Linked DNA regions of Homo sapiens: region 2 is linked to region 1. Evidence: chromatin contacts called from ENCODE Hi-C or POLR2A ChIA-PET data. All regions are on one chromosome and are shown on one strand. Each heading gives the region's core, a stretch centred on a gene start or an enhancer-like site at or near the end of the contact. The rest is flanking DNA. Distances are from core to core; before and after follow the strand shown.

The links. A loop is a pair of places that touch in the nucleus more often than their neighbours do. ChIA-PET counts read pairs that join two places held with the same protein, here RNA polymerase II (POLR2A). Pooled maps may share reads with other maps.
Region 2: a loop to region 1 is called in a map of IMR-90, with 2.1 times the contacts of the local background. The contact joins two enhancer-like sites. A Hi-C loop is called at or near these places in 5 of 168 maps with a recorded cell type or tissue (B cell, CD4-positive, alpha-beta memory T cell, IMR-90 and 2 more), 3 of 37 single-sample maps with no recorded cell type and 5 of 50 pooled maps. POLR2A ChIA-PET finds 5 or more read pairs at or near these places in 8 of 52 experiments (GM10248, IMR-90, OCI-LY7 and 5 more).

What each region holds. Positions count from the first base shown.
Region 1 is chr15:52,426,578-52,429,233 of GRCh38, forward strand. MYO5A (myosin VA) reads right to left here. Exons shown (of 42, transcript NM_001382347.1): 3 at 1,821-1,992. Among named protein-coding and RNA genes, the nearest start is that of MYO5A, 100 kb to the right of the region's middle. Within about 2 kb of position 1,359, at least 4 of the 41 ENCODE cell types and tissues checked have a DNase peak (open chromatin) inside an H3K27ac peak, as active enhancers do.
Region 2 is chr15:52,463,291-52,465,946 of GRCh38, forward strand. All of the region lies in intron 1 of MYO5A (myosin VA), which reads right to left. Among named protein-coding and RNA genes, the nearest start is that of MYO5A, 64 kb to the right of the region's middle. RefSeq lists an enhancer at 2,473-2,656. Within about 2 kb of position 1,366, at least 6 of the 41 ENCODE cell types and tissues checked have a DNase peak (open chromatin) inside an H3K27ac peak, as active enhancers do.

The DNA of each region.
Region 1 (2,656 bases), core at 109-2,608:
TCAGCCTCCCAGGTAGCTGGGACTATGGACACGCAACACCATGCCTGGCTAATTTTTGTATTTTTTTTGTAGAGACAGGATTTTGCCATGTTGCCCAGGCTTGAACTCCTGGGCTCAAGTGATCTGCCCACCTCAGCCTCCCAAGGTGCTGGGATTACAGGGTAAGCCACAGCACAGGTGAGTTACATATAATTGTTTTTCCTTTTTTATACTTTTCTGTATTTCCTAAGAATTTTTCTGTAGGTGTATATTAACTTAATGAAGTCGTCCATTCAATAAATCTCAGATTAAATTGTAATAAGGAAAAGAAGGCAAAAAATAATGCAGGGAAGAAAGACAGTAAGGAGGGGTTTCTGACTTGATAGGGTGGCCAGACAAGACTTCACTGAGAAGGTCCAAATCATGTTTTTGAAGGATATTAAATGTCATAGGAAAACATAATACAAAACTATATATAGACTGATTCCAATTTTCTATCAACTTATGCATACAAAGAGAAAGGATGTAAATCAATATTAATACTGGCTATTTTTCAGTGGTGAGTTACATATAATTGTTTTTCCTTTTTTTATACTTTTCTGTATTTCCTAAGAATTTTTCTGTAGGTGTATATTAACTTAATGAAGTCGTCCATTCAATAAATGTTTATTCAGCTCCAACTATGTGTAAAGTCATTTCTAAATGCTGAACTTACAACAGTAAACAAACAAACAAACAAAAAAGACTAATCTTTACCCTCATGGAACTTAAACTCTAGTGGGAAATTCAGACAATTAACAAGATAAGTAAGAAAATATATATATACATAATCTCAGATTAAATTGTAATAAGGAAAAGAAGGCAAAAAATAATGCAGGGAAGAAACACAGTAAGGAGGGGTTTCTGACTTGATAGGGTGGCTAGACAAGACTTCACTGAGAAGGTAACACATGTGCAAGGAAAAAAAATGGAAGAAAAATAACAATTGAGAAACAGAAATAGTTACCAGAAAGGAAAAGTTAGTATCAATGATATAAAGGATGTTAATTATTTTAAGAAGAAAAGGTGGCTGTTCCTGTCTAAAACAGGAGAGTAATGAAGAAATCATGAGCACTGAGTTGGATATACCACACGAATGAATGGAAATCCAGATTTGAGCTTCCGAGGACAGAGTGATTAGTGAAAGAATGGTAAGACGTCAGCGGAGAAAAAATAGCCAGAGAAAAGGGAGAAAATAAAAGATAAGAACAAACTGGGAAAGAGAGAAAAAAGAAGGAAAGCTGGAGAAGGGGGAAAGGAACACAAACACACACACATGCAGAGGCTTTATTTCTTGGAGAGATAAAAAGCACCATGAGCTGGGTGGCTGGCAGCTAACACTGCAATGAGCAGGGGCCCAGGCAAGCAGGAGTGAGCAAGACGAATCACCACGAGTCAAGTTAGTTCTGCATGGCTGAGTAATTGACCACAAGATAACACTAAATCTCTTGAACCTGCTCCAAAGATAAGTCCTTGGACATCTACTCTTCGTGTAGTAGTTTTTGGAAGAGAAGAAAACAACTGGTGAATTTGGCACTAAATCTGACATATGACTTCTGTAAGGGGAAAAAAATTCCAAAAGATGGGCCCAGTCTTTTTATTTTTAGCAAAATTATGTAAGGTCACAAATGAGTTTATTCAGCATAAATGCAACTTGGTAAATCTTTCTGATAACGCTCAAGTGATTTTGTCTCTTAGAGAAAATCCAACCACAGCCTGCTTTCCCCATGTACAATATTTCTATGGCTATGTCCATTAGAGGAAAGAGTCCACAGTCTATTCGGAAAGCAAAGCATACTTACCACAATACGTATAAATAAGTTTGGAATCAATAAAGCGGACTCTGAGATTATGGAGCACAGCAGGCTCATGAAGATAGCTGAGGGCTGTGAGGTCATTTTCACCAACAAGTATGTCAGGATTTCGTAAGTGAGGCAGCTCCTTGGTCTTTGGATCTAGATGGTATTCCAAATCCTGAAAATGCACAAGGCACAGCATCTGGATGAATTATGGCAAGGACTGTGAAAGAGGCCCATGCATTTTGCTTACTTCCTATTCCTGATTTGCTTCTCAGCTATTAAATGCATTATTTTCCTAGCACCTTCCAATATCACAGAAACTGGTGGAGATGGAAACAATATGAAGTGCGTTTTCATTAGACATACCAACCTGTATTAACAATTTTTGCTAATATACTTTGAAAGCCATAGCCTAGACCTTTTTCACCCACGTACTGAATCAGAAGTTTTAAACTTTTAAATATGTTTCTCTCCTCCAACCCCTTTTACCTATAAAAAAGTGGCGGACAATATAAAAGAGTGGTCGAGAGCTTGGCTCTAGGATCAGATTGCCCAGGATTCAAATCCTGATACTAATACTTACTTTTTATGTGGTCTTGAGTTACAGTATTTCACCCAAATCCTTCATTTGTAAAATGGGCTAACAGGGTTGTGGTAAAAAAGTAAATGAGGCAAGTCCGGCATGTGGTAAGTACTTAGGAATCCTTAAACCACTAGATACCCAAGAATCCCCTGAAATTACGTGCAACAACTCTGTGTGTATGTGCACATATGTGTACTTTTTTTGAGGCAAGACAATTCATAGTTTTCATGAGATTTTTGTTTTGTTTGCTTTTTGT
Region 2 (2,656 bases), core at 116-2,615, 37 kb after region 1:
CTAGAAATAAGAATTTCATTCTGTCTGTAAAAACTAAGAAAGGATATTATTTCCTTTACCCCTCTATAGTGGCTTTTCAGTTATATTAAAAAACGTCATCCATGAGTTAAGTATTTCTTAAGACATATAAAACTAAAATGTTTAAATATTATAAAACTTACAACTAAAATTGCTTTCTTTTTTTATTATTATAAAATTTCATTTTCCCTGTACTCATTTTTTCCTCATTTTCTTAGTTATTTAAACTTCTCTTACAGACATTTTCATCAGTATTTTAGTATGCTTTATACAGAAGAGGTTTTCTGTTTTGCTAACTTGTTCTACAGATTTCCTAAAAGCTACTGGAAACATTGTTAATCTGTATCTGAAATAATCAGCTACCAACTGTATCAAAAGCACTTCCTTTTATTTGACCTGTGAATTACTTATCTGAAGCTTCAAAAGATGCCTAAGCTATTTTTGTAGTGAATAAGTCAGCATTGCCCTCTTCAGGTGCCTCATAGTGTTAGAAGCTTCCACCAGATCAAAAGTTCATTCTTCATCTTTCCAGATGGAAGAAGAGCATAAATTTTTTAAACAGTGCCTCACATCCTCTTAATCATTCTAGTTTATTTTTAATTTTTCTGAATCTCAATTCCCTTACTTACAAAATAAACCAATTAGACTGTATATACAATTACATTTGAGAACATGGGCTCTGGAGTTAGACAGATCCAGAAGCTCCAATACTTTCCAACTGTGTGACCTTGAACAATTACCCAACTTTCTTCCTCAGGATTCTCATCCATAAAACTGGTTATTAGTAATACCTGCCTCAGAGAGTTGTGATGCAGATAAATTAGATAAGGCTTAAAACCACTACACAGTTTTGTCGCCAGCCCAACCCCAGGCCAAACCCCGATTCAGGTACCTCATTGTGCTGCATCTGAATTCCTTTACTATACTCTACGATGTACTATGTGATCTGGCCCCTACCCACAGGTTTAACAGCAACTCACTGGGGTCTTCTCCCTTCCCCTGAGCTCTGGCTGTGCCAGCCTTCTGTTGTTCCTAGAACACCCAAACTACAAGTTCAATGCCATTGCTGTACCCACTGCCTAGAACACCTTCCCCTCATTTCCCATCTCTTCTTAGGACTAGTTCCTTCTCACTCTTCTGGTCTCAGTTTATATATGCGTTTTTCTCAGAAAAAGTCCACCCTGACTACTCTATAGATTGTTTTGGTTATGTGGGATTCTTTGTGTCCCTAACTAGCCAGAAAGCCTGTGAGGGCAGGGACAACGAACACCGAAACCTAGAACAATGTTTGGTAACTAGCAGGTACTCAATAAATATGTGTGAAATGAAAGTGCTTAGCATAGTGTTTAGCTGACTGAAAAAATAGGTTAGGAGCAGGATGTGAAAGACCTCATGTGCCATGGTAGGCAGTTTGGCCTATATACTGCATGAGACAGGGATTCATCACAGGCTTTTAAGCAGAGTAATGAATGACCAGATGTTTCCAACACCCTAGTTCTAATCAGCAGTCTTTTAATCATAAACAAAAGCACATCTTGTACAACTCCTGCTTATGATTAGTCGTTTTCCTAGTTATGTATATATGACTGTCACTCACATTTAGCCTGTAGACAGGATTTATCTAATATACACATAATTGCTTCCAAAATGTCATCCATATTAGGCAAATAGAGACTGTATTGGCCACACTGGGAGTCAGCTTTACCTAAGGGCAGGGGCAAGGAGGGACATTTCACTGGTATTACCTCATTAATGATGAGCACTAGAAGGGAGATTCTTGACCTGGAAACAGCAGCCTTGGTAGTAAGGTCAGGGCAAGATTATTACGGAATTCTATAATGAGCTGGCTTTGAGAGGGCAAATGAGTAGGCCATCTTGCTGCTGGCTGAGACACCTTAAGCAAAAAAGCCCTGTTGGCCTGCATCTTTAAGTGGAAGTGTTAAACTTTGGGCTGCATGATGCTTTCTTATTAACTCCTCCCATGATCCCCTATCCTTGCCCCTTTTATTAAGTGTCCTTTTAGCTTAATTTTAGCCGAGAAAAGCAGCTATGAAAGTTGATCTAGGTTTTATAATTTTGAAAGAATGGTTGGTATAAAATATTTTTCAGAAAAATAAAAAACTTCTGGGTGCCAAAATACATCATAAACAAACCCAAAATACAGGGTGACCAAAAATATATTTGTAAAAAAGCAAAGTCCCTTAATGTATAAAGAACTTTTGCCTGTAGTCCCAGCTACTTGGGAGGCTAGGGCAGGAGGATTGCTTGAATTCAGGAATTCGAAAGTATAGTGCGCTATGATCATGCCACTGCACTCCAGCCTGAGCAACAGAGCAAGACCCTGTCTCTAGAAAATAAATAGAATAAATTTAAAAAGACTTTTAAAAAGAACTCTTACAAATCATTAAGAAAAAGATACATCTTGAGATTTTTTTCGCCCAAGATGGCTGACTAGAGGCTTTTCTAGCACACTTCATAAACTCAGAAGAACCAAAATAGTGTGTAGACAATCATACTTTGAACATATTATCCATGATAATATGTTTGACATGAAAAGCAATGAGTCCAACAGAAAAGCAAAAAGAAACTCCAAAATCTGAGAAGAAGGAAGGTAGGTAGCCCGTATGGCCAGGACCGG